2 separate regions of the Homo sapiens genome follow, and region 1 is linked to region 2. The links are chromatin loops, found by intact Hi-C in ENCODE. Cell type or tissue: left lung. All regions are shown on one strand. Each heading gives the region's core, and the rest is flanking DNA. Links, peaks and the distances in the headings are about the cores only.

Region 1 (7,479 bases), core at 1,271-6,270, 630 kb after region 2:
TGGCTCATGCCTGTAATCCCAGCACTTTGGGAGACCGAGGCAGGCGGATCACCTGAGGTCAGGAATTCAAGACCAGCCTGGCCAACATGGCAAAACCCCATCTCTACTAAAAATACAAAAATTAGGCCAGGCACGGTGGCTCATGCCTATAATCCCAGCACTTTGGGAGGCTGAGGTAGGTGGATCACCTGAGGTTGGGAGTTTGAGACCAGCCTGACCAACATGGAGAAACCCCGTCTCTACTAAAAATACAAAATTAGCCAGGCATGGTGGCGCATGCCTGTAATCCCAGCTACTCATGAGGCTGAGGCAGGAGAATCGCTTGAACCCGGGAGGCGGAGGTTGCAGTGAGCCGAGGTCGTGCCATTGCACTCCAGCCTGGGCAACAAGAGCAAAACTCCATCTCAAAAAAAAAAAAAAAATTAGCCGAGTGTGGTGTTGGGCACCTCTAATCCCAGCTACTTGGGAGGCTAAGGCAGGAGAATCGCTTGAACCTGGGAGGTAGAGGCTGCAGTGAGCTGAGATCATGCCACTGCACTCCAGCCTGGGTGACAGAGCAAGACTTCGTCTTAAAAAATAAAAGAAAAGAAAGAAAGAAAGAAAGAAAAGAAAACCAAAGTGTGATACTGTGTCATATTTGTTAGGATGGCTATCATCAAAGTCCCATAACAAGTGTTGGCAAGGATGCCAATAGTTGGAAACCTCCTACATTGCTGGTAGGAACGTAAAGTAGTGCAGCCACTTTGAAAAACGGGCGGTTCGGCCAGGCGCAGTGGCTCACGCCTGTAATCCCAGCACTTTGGGAGGCCAAGGTGGGTGGATCACCTGAGGCCAGGAGTTCAAGACCAGCCTGGCCAACATGGTGAAACCCCGTCTCTACTAAAAGTACAAAAATTAGCCGGGCATGGTGGCACATGCCTGTAAGCCCAGCTACTGGGAGACTGAGACTGGAGAATCGCTTGAACCTGGGAGGCAGAGGCTGCAGTGAGCCAAGATCACGCCACTGCACTCCAGCCTGGGCAACAGAGCGAGACTCCATCTCAAAGAAAGAGAAAATGTGTCATGGCCATGCAACAGAATATTACTTGGTAATGAAAAGGGAAGGGAGCACTGCTACAGGCTACAACATGGATGAACCTTGAGGACGTTAGCTAAGGAAATGAAGCCAGTCACAAGAGACCACGTATGGCTTGATTCTATCGCTATAAAAGGTCTAGAATAGACAAATCTATGGACAGAAAGCAGAATTGCCTGGTGTCGGCAGGATGGGTATTGGGGAACTGGGGAGTACAGTACTCTGAATACCCTAGAAACCACTACAGCTTCTATGGTTAAATTATATGGTACGTGAATTATATCTCAGTAAAACTGGGGGGAAAAAAAGAGGACAGAGCAGGGAAGCCTGAAGATGTCACCCCCCCCACCCACCCACCCCAGCTCGCGCATGGCGACACGTCCCAGGTTGAGCTGCGGAAGTGTGGGGGTGGGGGAAATGTTGGAGGCAAGACCAGGGGTGTGGCCTGGAAGGCAGTGTCAGGGTGCTGGGCTGAGTTGGCAGGAGGACAGGGGTGAGGGGATGCGACGGTTCAGGGCGGCGGTGGCCTTCCGGTTGCAGGTGATGCGGGGCGGGGGGGGGGGTGTCGGGGACGTGCAGGTGGAGATGCAGGGGATGAGATGATACCCCGCCTCTAGGGGGCTCGGGGACACGAGGACACTGGAACGCGGGCTCCGTTGCCAGGGAGCGTGGAGAGCTGGGACCGGGCTTTTCTCCGGGGGAGTTCGCTAACCCCGTCGGGCCAGGCCGGGGCCGCGCGTGCAGGGTTGGCTCCCTACCCCAGGAGCGGCCCCAGTCCCCGGGACATGACCTGCGCGGCCCTCCCGCACCGCCCCCGCCTCTGGCGACCCCAGCCCCTGCCGCCCCTGCAGGGTTTGGGTTATCTCTCTCATTAGGAAAACCCAACTATCATTAAAAATTGAAATTAAATTGGCTGGGTGCAGTGGCTCACGCATGCAATTCCAGTGCTTTGGGAGGCCCAGGAGTGAGGATTGCTTGAGGCCAGGAGTTTAAGACCAGCCTGGGCAACATGGCGAGACTCCCCCTCTCTACAAAAAAAATCAAAATTAAAATTAATAATTTAAAAAATATATAATTTAATTTAAAAAATAGGAAAACAAAAAACCTAGAACTCCATCATGGAAAAACATTAGCAAGAGGGGGGAACCATTCCGCTACCCCCACCACAGGCTTTTCTGGGGCTCTCGTTTCAGGTTTTTTTCTGCACACAGTCCCTTGGGATCCACTAGGTAAAGGGGTCCCAGGGGCTGCAGAGAGAAGTCCCCAACACATGAGTACATTTCAGAGGTGCTGACAAAGCTCATGCAGAGGACAGAGCAAAAACAAAACGGTTCTTCTATGCGTAGCGTTCATTCACATATTCCACAAATAAACCTCAAGAGCCTCCTCCCCCATGGGGCCTGGACCTGATGCTGCAGCTCAGCAGCCACCTAGGAGCAAAGTCCCTAACCTCGAGGGGCCAGTTGCTGGCAGCCAGAGGACACCTTGAGGACGGAACGGGGATGTCAGACCATGGCATGAGGCACGGAGGAGACAGTGGCCCTGGCTACTTTAGACGGGCGGTCAGGGAGGGCCTCCCCAAGAGCGCAATACCGTGGGGGCAGGGAACCGCCAAGATCCCTGAGGCCAGACCTGCTTGTAGGTCAGCAAGACAGGGGGATGGGGGAGGAGAACATGGAGAGGTGCCAGATTTGAAATGGCCTGGAAGGCCACAGGCAGATCGCCAGACTTCATCTTAAACATGCTGGGAAGCCAGGCAGAGGTTTCGAGGAAATTATTAAAAACACACTCTGACATCTGCATGTGAGTGCAATAAATCAAGGCCAAGCATGAAACGCTACTTATTGAGAATGTTCTTTATTGGGTTTTTGTTTTGTTTTGTTTTTGAGATGGAGTGAGATGATCTCAGCTCACTGCAACCTCTGCCTCCCGGGTTCAAATGATCTTGCTGCCTCAGCCTCCTGAGTAGCTGGGATTACAGGCACGCACCACCATGCCTGGCTAATTTTTGCATTTTTAGTAGAGAAAGGGTTTCACCATGTTAGCCAGGCTGGTCTCGAACCCTTGACCTCAAGTGATCTGCTCATCTCGGCTTCCCAAAGTGCTGGGATTACAGACATGAGCCACTGCACCCAGCCAGTTTTTCTTTCTTTCTCCTTCTTTCTTTCTTTTTCTTTTTCTTTCTTTCTTTCTCTCTCTCTCTCTATATTTATTTATTTATTTATTTATTTATTTATTTATTTATTCTGGAGACAGTCTCGCTCTGTTGCCCAGGCTGGAGTGCAGTGGCACAATCATAGCTCACTGCAGCCTTAAACTCCTGGGTTCAAGGGATCCTCTTGCCTCAGCCTTTCAAGTGGCTGGGACCACAGGTGCGCCCCATCACACTGGGCTAAGTTTATTTCTTGTAGAGACGACCTCTCACTATGTTGCCCAGGCTGGTCTCAAACTCCTGGGCTCAAGTGATCCTCCCACCTGGGCCTCCCAAAGGGCTGGGATTACAGGTGTGAGCCACCTTGCCTGGCCCAATTCATTGTTGTTATTATTATTCTGAGTTTCCCGTTTCTTCTGACGCTAACTGTATCTCCTGGACGGGGAGAGCTGAGCCACCGACCCTTGGGCTGCAATTAGGAGCATCACTGTGGGTGGGCCTACCTACGGAGACTCCAAGGTCTAGATGGGGTCACATGGTGGGGCAGAGCCTCCTCCCAGCGAAGAGTCCTGGTTCCCCAGCAGGTGGCAGTGCGGGGAGCCCCCGCCGGCATCCCCAGCACGCCCTGCTCAGGTGGGTCTGACCTTTGCCCACAGATGTACCACAGATGGGGAAATGGGCCTAGGGCCTCGCTGGGGGTCCTGGTGAAGCCAGGTGGGTTTTCCATGGGTCCCCCGACAGCTCGAGCGCCTTCCTCCCGTGTGGGGAACAGGCCAGTGCCCCCTCACCCCAGCGGCGGTTCTGACCTTGGAGAGAGGGTCCTGGTCGCCCCAGATCAATTTCTCCGGCACCTGGTGCTTCTCAGGCAACAGATGCGGTGGTGGTTCCCTGTCCAAGGCCAGGGGGTCGAGGGTGGCCAGCAGGTGCGTGTGCGGGATCGACAGCTTGAAGCGGCCTAAGGCCCTCGCCATGGTCCCCCAGGACAGCTTGCCGGGACAATACTCGCTGGCGGGGGCGGAGGGTGGCGGCAACTTGCATTCCCTGTCATGGGCTGTCGGGGAGCACCGCGGCGGGGAGGCCATCTCGAAGCCCGGTCCGCCGGTGGCCGCCGACAAGCCTGGATGGGAACGGTGGCGCCGCGCGCCCGCGCCCGCGCCCGCACCAAGCCCTTCGGAGGCGCGCGCTACGCTGGGCCCGCGACTTCGCTGCCTCCTCGCCCGCTGGGTGAAAACTAGTGCCACCCCGCGCAGCACAGGTTACCTATAGAAAAATGGGCTTTGCAGCCGGGCGCGGTGGCTCACGCCTGTAATCCCGGCACTTTGGGAGGCCGAGGCGGGCGGATTACCTGAGGTCAGGAGTTGGAGACCAGCCTGGCCAACAGGTTTAGTGAAACCCCATCTTTACTTAAAAAAAATAATAACAAAAATTAGCCAGGCATGGGGGCGTGCGCCTGTAGTTCCAGCTACATGGGAGGCTGAGGCAGGGGAATGGCTTGAACCCAGGAGGTGGAGGTTGCAAAAAAAAGAAAAATGGGCTTTGCATTCTGGGAACCAGGCCGAGCCAGCAAAACCAGCACCCCAGCCTCCAGCCCTCCGCTGTGGTTTCCCTGGCTCCTGTCACAGGGCAATTTCTTCATGTCCTCTGCCTGGGTACAGCTCCTGGCCAACCCACTTCATGACAAAACAGAAAAGGTCAGTAAGTTATGGGGTAGCCCCTGCATGAAATAAGATGCAGTTATTAGGGGTGGGTTTACAACATTTATAATAGATGAGGGAAATATCTGTCACAACCCCAACAACAGTGACAGGGAATAAAATGCTACCACCAGTCAGATAACAGCCCCATAGCTAGAAAAGGACAGGGTGGAATTATTCAAAATATTGAAGAAGGGTGTCATCTTTGGATGATAAAACTAAAAGTGATTTTCTTCCTTCTTTTTTTTTTTTTTTTTTTTTGGTGGAGACAAGAGTCTGTCACCCAGGCTGGATTGCAGTAGCGCAATTTCGGCTCACTGCAACCTCCACCTCCAGGGTTCAAAGGATTCTCGTGCCTCAGCCTCCCACACAGCTGGGATTACAGGTGTATGCTCACCAGACCTGGCTAATTTTTTTGTATTTTTAGTAGAGACAAGGTTTCGCCATGTTGGCCAGGCTGTTTTTGAACTCCTGGCCTCAAGTGATCCGCTGGCCTCGGCCTCCCAAAGTGCTGGGATTACAAGCATGGGCCACCGCACCCGGCCTCTTCCTTCTTTCTGCTTTTAAAATTGTTGTGATCTATGATGCTACTTTCATAATGTAAAATACAAATGCTCAATACTTTATTTTTTGTGGAGACAGGGGTCTCTATGTGGCCCAGGCTGGTCTGGAATTCCTGGGCTCAAGCAATCCTCCCGCCTCGGCCTCCCAAAGCTCTGGGATTACAGGCATTAGCCATCACACCTGGTCTGCACTTTATTTTTCAAAAAGGTCTCCTTGGTACACATGAGGTGGCCTCAGAGCAGGGAGCTGCAGCCGTGTAACCCAGGCTGTGGGTGCACATTCTCCTGCCTGGTTTCCCTGCCTGTCTCAGACACTTTAGTGACATCTACCCTGAGAGGCTGAGGCCCCCTGCCAGGCCCTGGCTCTGCCCTCCCATGGGGCTTCCTGGGCACCAACAGTAACCCAGCCACCCAGAGAGGGAAGAGCTTCACTCCCAAAAAACGGCAGGAGGGGCCGCAACCGCCCCTTCTCACACGCTTGTCCTTCAGTGAGTCCAGGCTGTCTTCATCACAAAACCAGAGAGAAGCCTTCACTTTTAACTTCTTTTTTAACGTCCCAGGAAATTTTTTAAAAATCAAGAAGAAAATAGAAAAATTCCACTTTAATTAAACTGTTCAGTCTGGATTTTTTTCCCCCGATACTAACTGAAATTAAAAATAGAAATCAATTTCTGCGACCTTTCAAGGCAGTCTTTGAAATGTCAAGGTTTTAAAAATTATTTTACAGCAGGAATTTACATATAAATACACTCTGTACAATGCGTTAACTGAACAATCACTGGGCTTCCATCATGGAGGAGAAATGATTCTAGGACGAGCCAGGGCAGCATTCAATTACTGCCTTCTTAGTGGAAGACTTTTCAGCCTGGAAAAGAAAACAGAAAAGAGAGAAATGGAAAGTTAGCTAAAGTGAAAAACCAAACAGCTCCGTGGAGGCTGAGAATGCCAGGCCTCCCCATATCACAGCAGCATGTCTGCACCTACAAAATGCACTCACAATAACCCACAATGAAGTACTGCCTAATCTGTGCTTTTTTTTTTTTTTCCCCCGAGATGGAGTCTCACTTTTGTCGCCCAGGCTGGAGCGCAGTGGTGCGATCTCAGCTCACTGCAACCTCCGCCTCCCAGGTTTAAGCAAGTCTCCTGCCTCAGCCTCCAGAGTAGCTGGGATTACAGGCACATGCCACCATACCCAGCTAATTTTTGTATTTTTAGTACAGATGGGGTTTCACCATGTTGGCCAGGCTTGTTTCGAACTCCTGACTGTGATCTGCCCGCCTCGGCCTCCCAAAGTGCTGGGATTACAGGCATGAGCCACCGTACCCGGCCAATCTGTGTTCTTAAAATGCTTCTTCTATTACCCTGAAAACACACAGAGACTCACTCACCCACACCTCGTATTAAGACCACTTATAAAAGCAACTTTTTTCCCTAGTCTTATTTAGCCTTGAGAATACAAGCAATTTTTAATCTCAGTTTCACTCACCTACCGCATCCGTTGCATGACCCTTGGGAAGGAACTAAAATACATTCACTCCAGGGCCCAAAGCATCCAAGTTGTCTTTTTTTTTTTTTTAATTTTTTTATAGAGACAGGGTCTCCCTATATTACCCGAGCTGGTCTTGAACTCCTGGGCTCAAGCGATCCTCCCATCTTGACCTCCCAAGGTATTGGGATTACAGGCATGAGCCACCATGCCCAGCCCCCAAGTTGTCAGTCTTAAATCTGAATTTCTTTTCTTTTTTTTTTTTTGAGACAGAGTCTCTGTCACCCAGGCTGGAGTACAGTGGCGCGATCTCGGTTCACTGCAACCTCCACCTCCCAGGTTCAAGCGATTCTCCTGCCTCCACCTCCTGAGTAGCTGGGACTACAGGCACGTGCCACCACGCCTGGCTAGTTTTTTTAGTAGAGATGGGGTTTGGGGTTTCATTGTGTTAACCAGGATAGTCTCGATTTCCTGACCTCATGATCCGCCTGCCTCGGCCTCCCAGAGTG
Region 2 (7,479 bases), core at 1,089-6,088:
CTATGTTGTCCAGGCTGGTCTCAAACACCTGGCCTCAAGAAATCCTCCTGCCTCGGCCTCCCAAAGGGCTGGAATTATAGGTGCGAGCCACCATACCTGGCTACAAGTTCACTTTCGAATAAAGAAGAAACGTAATGAAGGAAATCTAAAGGGACCTCCCCTTTGCCGTGAACCTAGTGTCCCCACTAGGAAGAAAACTGCTCTTCCATGCACCAGTCAGATAAAGGCTGAAGCAAAAACCACTGCTGGCTCTGGGCAAGTGAAAACCAGGAGAAACCTTAGGTATCCTGGGGCAGGGGTCTGCACATCCCCAAGTGGGCTGCACGTCAGGACCCTGGACAGCTCCATCAGCGCTCAGGGAAGTACAGCTAAGGGCTCACGAGGATGAGGAAGGTTTGCCACCAGGGGTCAGTGGTACCAGTGCCGTGGGGGGCACTTATGGGTGGGAAGGAGTTTTGGCCTCAGTATAACCACCTCCAGCCCCTCTCAAGCCCCCAAATAAAACGTACAATCTAGATAACATCAGTGGCCTTGCAGAGCAACTCCAGCCACAACCCACCTCCTCTTCCATCCAACGCCACCAATGCTGCCACGCACCTTCCCTGCCTCCCCACCTCCACCCCTGCGACAGAATCCAAGACCAACCACGCACACCCCACTTTCGGTGTCTTGAGTTACCTCTCTTCTCCTGTCAATATAAGGTTCACAATCTGTAAGGGAGCTCCATCCCCCCGCACAGTAAGAAATAAACAAGCACTTTCTCTTTCTGGACAGATGACATGCGTGGAGTGGCTGGAACACATGCGCTATGATAAGAGCATCGGTGAGAATAAACAAGGCGTGAGTTATGGGCACTGCCAAATGTGTTCCACAGTGTGAACTCTTCATTGGCTGAAGTTCTCAGCGTTTAGCTGAAAAGCCTCCTGATTGAGGAGAGGCAGAGACTGATGAGTGTGTGAGGCCAGTTTCTTAGTCATCAGGCCTGGGTTTGGGGCAGAGTTGGGGAGGAGGCTATACCAGCATGTCCAAGGAGAAGGGTCTCTTGCCCGCTCCTCTCTAGGCTCACAGGAGGAAGACCTGCAGGGTGCCACACAAAAGCCCCAATCCCCACTGCCCAGGAGCCATGGAGGGTGGTAACTGGGGAGCAGCCTTTTGGTCAGGCCCTGTAGACAGGCAGCACTGACAGGTGAGGACAGGACCCAACTGCCTCGAATGAGCCCTTGGCCTCCCCCAGCCCCAGGTGGCTCACTCTTGGGAGAATGACGGCTGCATTGGCTGCTCATGTCCCAGCCCCGAGCCCTGATGGGCGATGATGCTAGTGTCCCGCCACTCCCATCACTGCGACTGTCCTTAAAGAGTCAAATCTGCAGAGGGACAGGCATGGGAGAGAACTGGGGAAGGAGGGCAGGAGCGGCCATGCCAGTCCCAGGTCCCTGTCTGTGGTGGAGTTTGAGTCGTGCTTCTTGGTCTTTTGGGATTTCCTGATGGGGCCGTTTGTGTGGCCGCGTTTCCATGTGCCCGGGGCTTCTGGTGGCTGAGTCTGCTGGCAGGTTGCCCCACACCCATTGGCGCTGTCCACTCCACGTCCACTTCCATTGCCCAACAGGCCAGGGAGCCTCCAGGGCTTTTGGCTGCTTCTCTTGGCTCAGGCTGGCCCGACTGGGGGTGGGGAGTTCCCTGAAGGCAAGGTCCCGACTGCATCTTGGTCCTCAGCACGTGCAGTACCCGGATTCTGAGCTTCGGCTCCACCTGGACTCCTTACAGTGGCATCTGGTGGGATGAACACTGTTGTCCCGGACAGCCCAGGCTGCCGGCCTCTGCCCTGCTGCTTCCATGCCCCCATTAGGAAGAAGCAGCTCCCACACCTAAGGTGCACACAAGAAAGGCCTCCGAGCCCTGGGGCAGCCCCACAGCTGGTCACGCACCTGACCTCACAGTGCAGTGCTGAGCTACAGATGGCCTGCCCCGAGTGCAGGGTGCTGGCAGGAGAGAAGGTGGGCGGGTTGGGGGAGAGAGGCCTGAGGGAAATGCCAGGCTCCACTCCATGGGAAGTATGAAGGGTTCTGAATGGGGGGGTGGCATGCTAGTTAGGGTTATCAGAGAGACAGAGAGCCCACAGGTGATATATATGGAGGCGGGAAAGAGACGGAGAGAAAGAGAGAGGGAAGGGAGAGGTAGAGGTGGAGGAGGGGAGAAGGAGAGAGGGAAGCGAGACAGGGAGAGGAGAGAAGGAGGAAAGGAAGAAGAAGAGAGAGAGAGGAGAGAGCGAGACGGGTTGATTTTAAGAAACTGGCTCATGTGATTCTGGGGGCTGGCAATCTAAAATCTGCCAGCAGGCCGGAGACCCAGGGAAGACCTGGTGCCGCAGCTTGCATGGGAAGGAGGTCCGAGACTCCCTCCTACTTGGGGAACTTCACTCTTTTCTCTTCAGGCCTACAACTAATTGGATGAAGCCCACCCACATTGTGGAAGGTCATTTCCTCTACTCAAAGGCTACACATTTTACAGCAAATCACATCTAAAAAATGCCTTCCTGGCCGGGCGTGGTGGCTCACACCTGTAATCCCAGCACTTTGGAGGCTACGGCAGGTGGATCGCGAGACCACAAGAGATCAAGACCATCCTGGCCAACATGGTGAAACCTCGTCTCTACTAAAACACAAAAATTAGCTGGGCATGGTGGTGTGTGCCTGTAATCCCAGCTACTCGAAAGGCTGAGGCAGGAGAATCGCTTAAACCCAGGAGGTGGAGGTTGCAGTGAGCGGAGATCGCGCCACTACACTCTAACCTGGCAACAGAGTAAGACTCCGTCTCTCTCTCTCTCTCTCTCTCTCTCTCTGACACACACACACACACACACACACACACACACACACACACAAAGACTGGCATTTGTCTAAACCCTGTGGCACCATGGCCTAGGCAAGGTGACGTATATAATTAACCATCACGGGAGGTGCTTTGGTTTGTTCCTGCAGCTGCTGTAACAAAGTATCCCAAACTGGGAGGCTTAAAATGACAAAAATGTGTTCTCTCACAGTTCCGAAGGCTAGATGTCTGAAATGAAGGTGCCAGCAGGGTCACACTCCCTCCACTGCCTCTTGGGTACGGGCTGATGCTTCCTCGACTCTTCCAGCTTTCGACAGCCCAGGCGTTCCTTGGCTTGCAACAACAGAAGATCAATCTCTGCTTCGTCTTCACACAGCTGTTGCACACGTGTGTCTCTTCTCCTCTTCTTATAAGGACACCAGTCATATTAAAATAGGGCCCACTCAACCAACCCAAATGCCCATCAATCAACGAGTGGATAAAGAAACTCTGATATATATATATATATATATGATGGAATAGTACTTAGCCATAAAAAGGAATGAATTAATGGCATTCGCAGCCACCTGGGTGAGACTGGAGACTATTTTTCTAAGTGAAATAACTCAGGAATGGAAAACCAAACATTGTATGTTCTCATTCATAAGTGGGAGCTGAGCTATGAGGATGCGAAGGCATAAGAATGATACAGTGGATTTTGGGAACTCGGGGAAAGGGTGGGAAGGGGGTGAAGGATAAAAAACTACAAATTGTGTGCAGTGTACACTGCTCCAGTTATGGGTACATCAAAATCTCACCATTCACCGCTAACTAAAGAACTTAGGTAATCAAACACCACCTGTTCCGCAGAAACCTATGGAAATAAAATGTTTTTAAAAAGGGCCCACTCTAGTGGCCTAACTTGATTACATCGGCAAAGACCCTACAAGGTCACAGTTTACAAGCACAGGGAGCTGGGATTGAGCATTTTTTGAGGGTGGGGCGGGCACCCAATTTGACCCAGTACAGACAGGGTCTCATGTGATCTCATGGGGCTTTAAGAGTGTTTTTTTGTTTGTTGTTTGAAGAGACAAAGTCTTGCTCAGTCACCCAGGCTGGAGTGCAGTGGCATAATCCTGGCTCACTGCAGTCTTGAACTCCTGGGCTCAAATGATCCTCCCGCTTTGGCCTCGCAAAGTGCTGGGATTACAGCCATGAGCCACCACGCCCAGCTGGATGTTCTGAAGACAGGGCAGGATAGCCTGAAGGAGGTGAAGAAACAGCTCGTCTGCTGGTTTAGATCGCCTGCTGATCAGTAGTGAAGGGTTGTTGGTTCTCGGTGTGTTTGGGGCAGGGCCTGTGTCATGTCCATCTGTGTCATTCTGGCACAATGCCCATCAATGCCTGTGGAAAGGCTGGTGCTTTCTGGACTGAGAGCTGGCCTTGGACATGAGGAAGGGTATGGGGCTTCCCAGAAGCTGGGCCCAGGGTTCTGGCTGGAGCCTCCCAGCTGGGAAGGGCCCACGCATCTGGGCAGCAGGTGCCAGCCCCCTGGCTAGATGCAGACAGGGGCAATCCCACTGGAGGAGTCTGTCCACCCCCAGCCCTGGCTGGGTGGCCATGAAGACTGGCTCTGCCAGCTCCTTTCACCATCCACAGTATGCCAGGCCGGGGCCTGCTTTGGGACCGGGCCACACCTTCTCTGGCTCCTCTCCCACCGGCTCAGGCTCTGCCCTTGTGAGGTCTCCACTGCCCCAGGGCTGAGGGACACATTGTCCCCATGGGCCTCTGACTGCCTCACTGTGAACTGCATCCTCCATCTGAGGCAGGCTGTTCATATGCAAATTAGATGCAAAACTGAAGTTTCAACACATGCAGCAATGAGCGGGCAGCCTGGACTCCTGGGCACAGAACGCCCGGAAAAAAGCCTCACCCAAGGGCTTCAATTCTCATCTGTGTTCATGGGAAAATCCAACTTCTTACATTCTCTGCTGGGTCCCCAGGGCACAGCCTGGAGACCAGCCTCTGTCACAGTCACGGCCACCTGCTGCCCTAGGACACGGGACAGGTACGTGGGGTTCCAGGTGGCAGGGCTGCCCCAGCACAGGAGCCGGCTGTTCCTGGGCCCTGATGACAGCTCTGTGGTCAGAGTGTGGACTTCGAGGGGAGGCAGCAGTCAGGCCAGACACACTGGAGAGCTGCATCAGACTGGTCATGTATTGGCCTCTCTCCTCCAGCTTTGGCCTCTGGGTGGGGGGCTTCTTCCCCTAGGCTCTGAGATGATCAAACTCAGTCACAGTGACCTTTGGCTCAGACCAGAGCAAAGGCTTACTCCCTCCCTCTGTGGACCACGCGGAGGACCACCCTGGAGGGTCCATGTGGAGTTGTAGTTTTTAATGCAGGCTTAGCACATCAAAAATTAGAAGACAGGCCAGGCGTGGTGGCTTACACTTGTAATTCTAGCACTTTGGGAGACTGAGGCGGGCAGATCATCTGAGGTCAAGAACTTGGCCAACGTGGTGAAACCCTGTCTCTACTAAAAATACAAAAATTAGCCAGGCATGATGGTGGGCGCCTGTAATCTCAGCTACTCTGGAGGCTGAGGCAGGAGAATCACTTGAACCTGGGAAGTGGAGGTTAGAGATTGCAGTGAGCTGAGATCGTGCCACTGCACTCCAGCCTGGGCGACAGAGCAAGGCTCCATCTCAAAAAAAAAAAAAAAGAGAGAAAACTGAGCGCACACACCCACTGCTGTGTGACCTTGGACAAGTGCCTTGACCTTGCTGAACGTGTTTCATTGGTAAAATGGGCTAAAAATTCATCGGTAAAATGTGCCAAACATATGCATCTTGCAAATCCACAAATGTGCACACCAAATGGGACACAAAGCGGGGCAGAGCCAGAGCCCATTGGTTGAAAGTCAGCTGCTCCTGGCATGCTGATCACCTGGTTCCCTTTGCAGGGGCTGAATCTCCCGCAGCGCAGCTCCTGCCCCCAGCGCAGCGACACTGGGGTGCATCTGCAGAGGAGCGGAGCCTGCATCTTCCTGTCTCTGGCCGATGAGCGCCTGACGGCTCTGACCGCACTTGTTTCGTTTAGTGATTCTGTTCCCTCGCCTTAGTGATTAGGATCCACGATTCAGCTGGGTGGTTCCTGTCAGCTCAGCCTTGGTCGTGAATTCCCTTGGAGCTGTCAGAGAGTCGAGCATCAGAGCTGCCTGTCAGTCAGCCGGTCAGCTGGTCAGCCAGTCTACAAACCCAACGGCTGTCCCGCCTGCGCCACATCTACCCACCTGCCCATCACTGAGTGGGTTGGGAAGGGGAGTCCTGAGCTGGTGCCCTGCCTGTCTACAGGGAGAGATCCTCAGCTCCTGCTTCTCAGCATCCCTCGGTCAGAGCCTGCAGTGACCTCTACAGTGTTCAGGGTGTGTGTGACCCCAGCACACCCGCGCCACCCACTGCATCACCCCTTACACATGTGCATGTCGCATGGGATCAGGTGTGCATGTCCTATGGTCTGTCACACCAGGCATGCCGAGGAAATGCACCACAGCACACATTTGTGCTGCACAGGTGCCTGCTTCCTGTGTGTGTGATGTAGCGTGCCCTGGGTGGGGAGTGTGTGGTTGTGTGCACATCCCTGTGTGGTTTCTAGGAGTCCATGGCACATGGCTTACAGCAGATCATGCCTCTTCTTTCCTTTATGTATCCTTTCCCTCTCTCCCTCCCCCACTTCCTTCCTTCCTTTCTTTTTTGAGACAGTGTCTCATTCTGTTGCCCATGCTGGAGTGCCGTGGTCATGGCTCACTATAATCCTGAACTCCTGGGCTCAAGTGATCCTCCCACTTCAGCCTCCCAAGTAGCTGGGACTACAGGTGTGCACCACCAAGCCCAGCTAATTAAAAAAATATATACATATATACATATTTTTATACTATATATATATATGTATATTTTGGCCAGGTGTGCTGGCTCATGCCTGTAATCCCAGCACTTTGGGAGGCTGAGGCGGGTGTATCACCTGAGGTCAGCAGTTCAAGACCAGCCTGGCCAACATGACGAAATCCCATCTCCACTAAGTAAATACAAAAATTGGCCAGTGTGGTGGTGGAGACCTGTAATCCCAGCTACTCAGGAGGCTGGGGCATGAGCCTTACTTGAACCTGGGAGGTGGAGGTTGCAGTGAGCTGAGATTGTGCCACTGCACTCCAGCCTGGATGACAGAGTGAGACTCTGTCTCAGAAAAAAAAAAAATTCATAGAGGCAAGGTCTCACTATGCTGCCCAGCAACTCCTGGCCTCAAGCGATCCTCCTGCATCAGCCTCCCAAAGTGGTGGGATTACAGGCATAAGCCACCGTGCCTGGCTGCTTGTCTTCCTTCAACACATGTGGGCCTGGAAGAACAAGCCAGAGCTAGTGGTTGCTGCTGCAAATGGGAAAGAACGAACTGCGTGGCCCTATCCCACAACCCAGTGTCGCTCCCTGGCTTGCCCTGTCTCTGCTTCCCACGTGGGATGTTGACAGCAAGACCAACTGGCTGGCCTCCACTTTGCAGTACACCACGCGGAATGATCCTGCCATCTGCCCCCATGTATCCATTCACTTCACATTGATGGAGCACCTATACGGGCCAGTAGCATCTTAGGTACTGATGACAGTGTCTTAACCAGGA

Evidence for each region. Peaks named below come from ENCODE experiments on the same cell type or tissue, not always from the same donor. Only the 100,000 strongest peaks of a DNase experiment are listed, where the experiment ranks them.
Region 1: a loop joins it to region 2, with 4 times the contacts of the local background. A loop is called at or near these places in 11 of 110 quality-filtered maps.

The regions. Positions count from the first base shown.
Region 1 is chr19:33,129,000-33,136,478 of GRCh38, reverse strand. It overlaps GPATCH1 (G-patch domain containing 1), which reads right to left. Exons shown (of 20, transcript NM_018025.3): 20 at 5,937-6,349. The coding sequence ends at 6,319. WDR88 (WD repeat domain 88) reads right to left here and starts at 4,365. Exons shown (of 11, transcript NM_173479.4): 1 at 4,034-4,365. The coding sequence starts at 4,309. RefSeq lists enhancers at 1-29, 1,472-1,521, 4,359-4,528 and silencers at 1,602-1,721, 7,286-7,430. In left lung, for the core only: no CTCF peak of the experiment used is centred there; a DNase peak (open chromatin) is centred at 4,318; H3K27me3 peaks cover 1,688 bases.
Region 2 is chr19:33,760,916-33,768,394 of GRCh38, reverse strand. The region is part of intron 3 of CHST8 (carbohydrate sulfotransferase 8); the gene reads right to left. Among named protein-coding and RNA genes, the nearest start is that of KCTD15, 32 kb to the left of the region's middle. RefSeq lists an enhancer at 4,444-5,048. In left lung, for the core only: no CTCF peak of the experiment used is centred there; no DNase peak of the experiment used is centred there; H3K27me3 peaks cover 1,446 bases.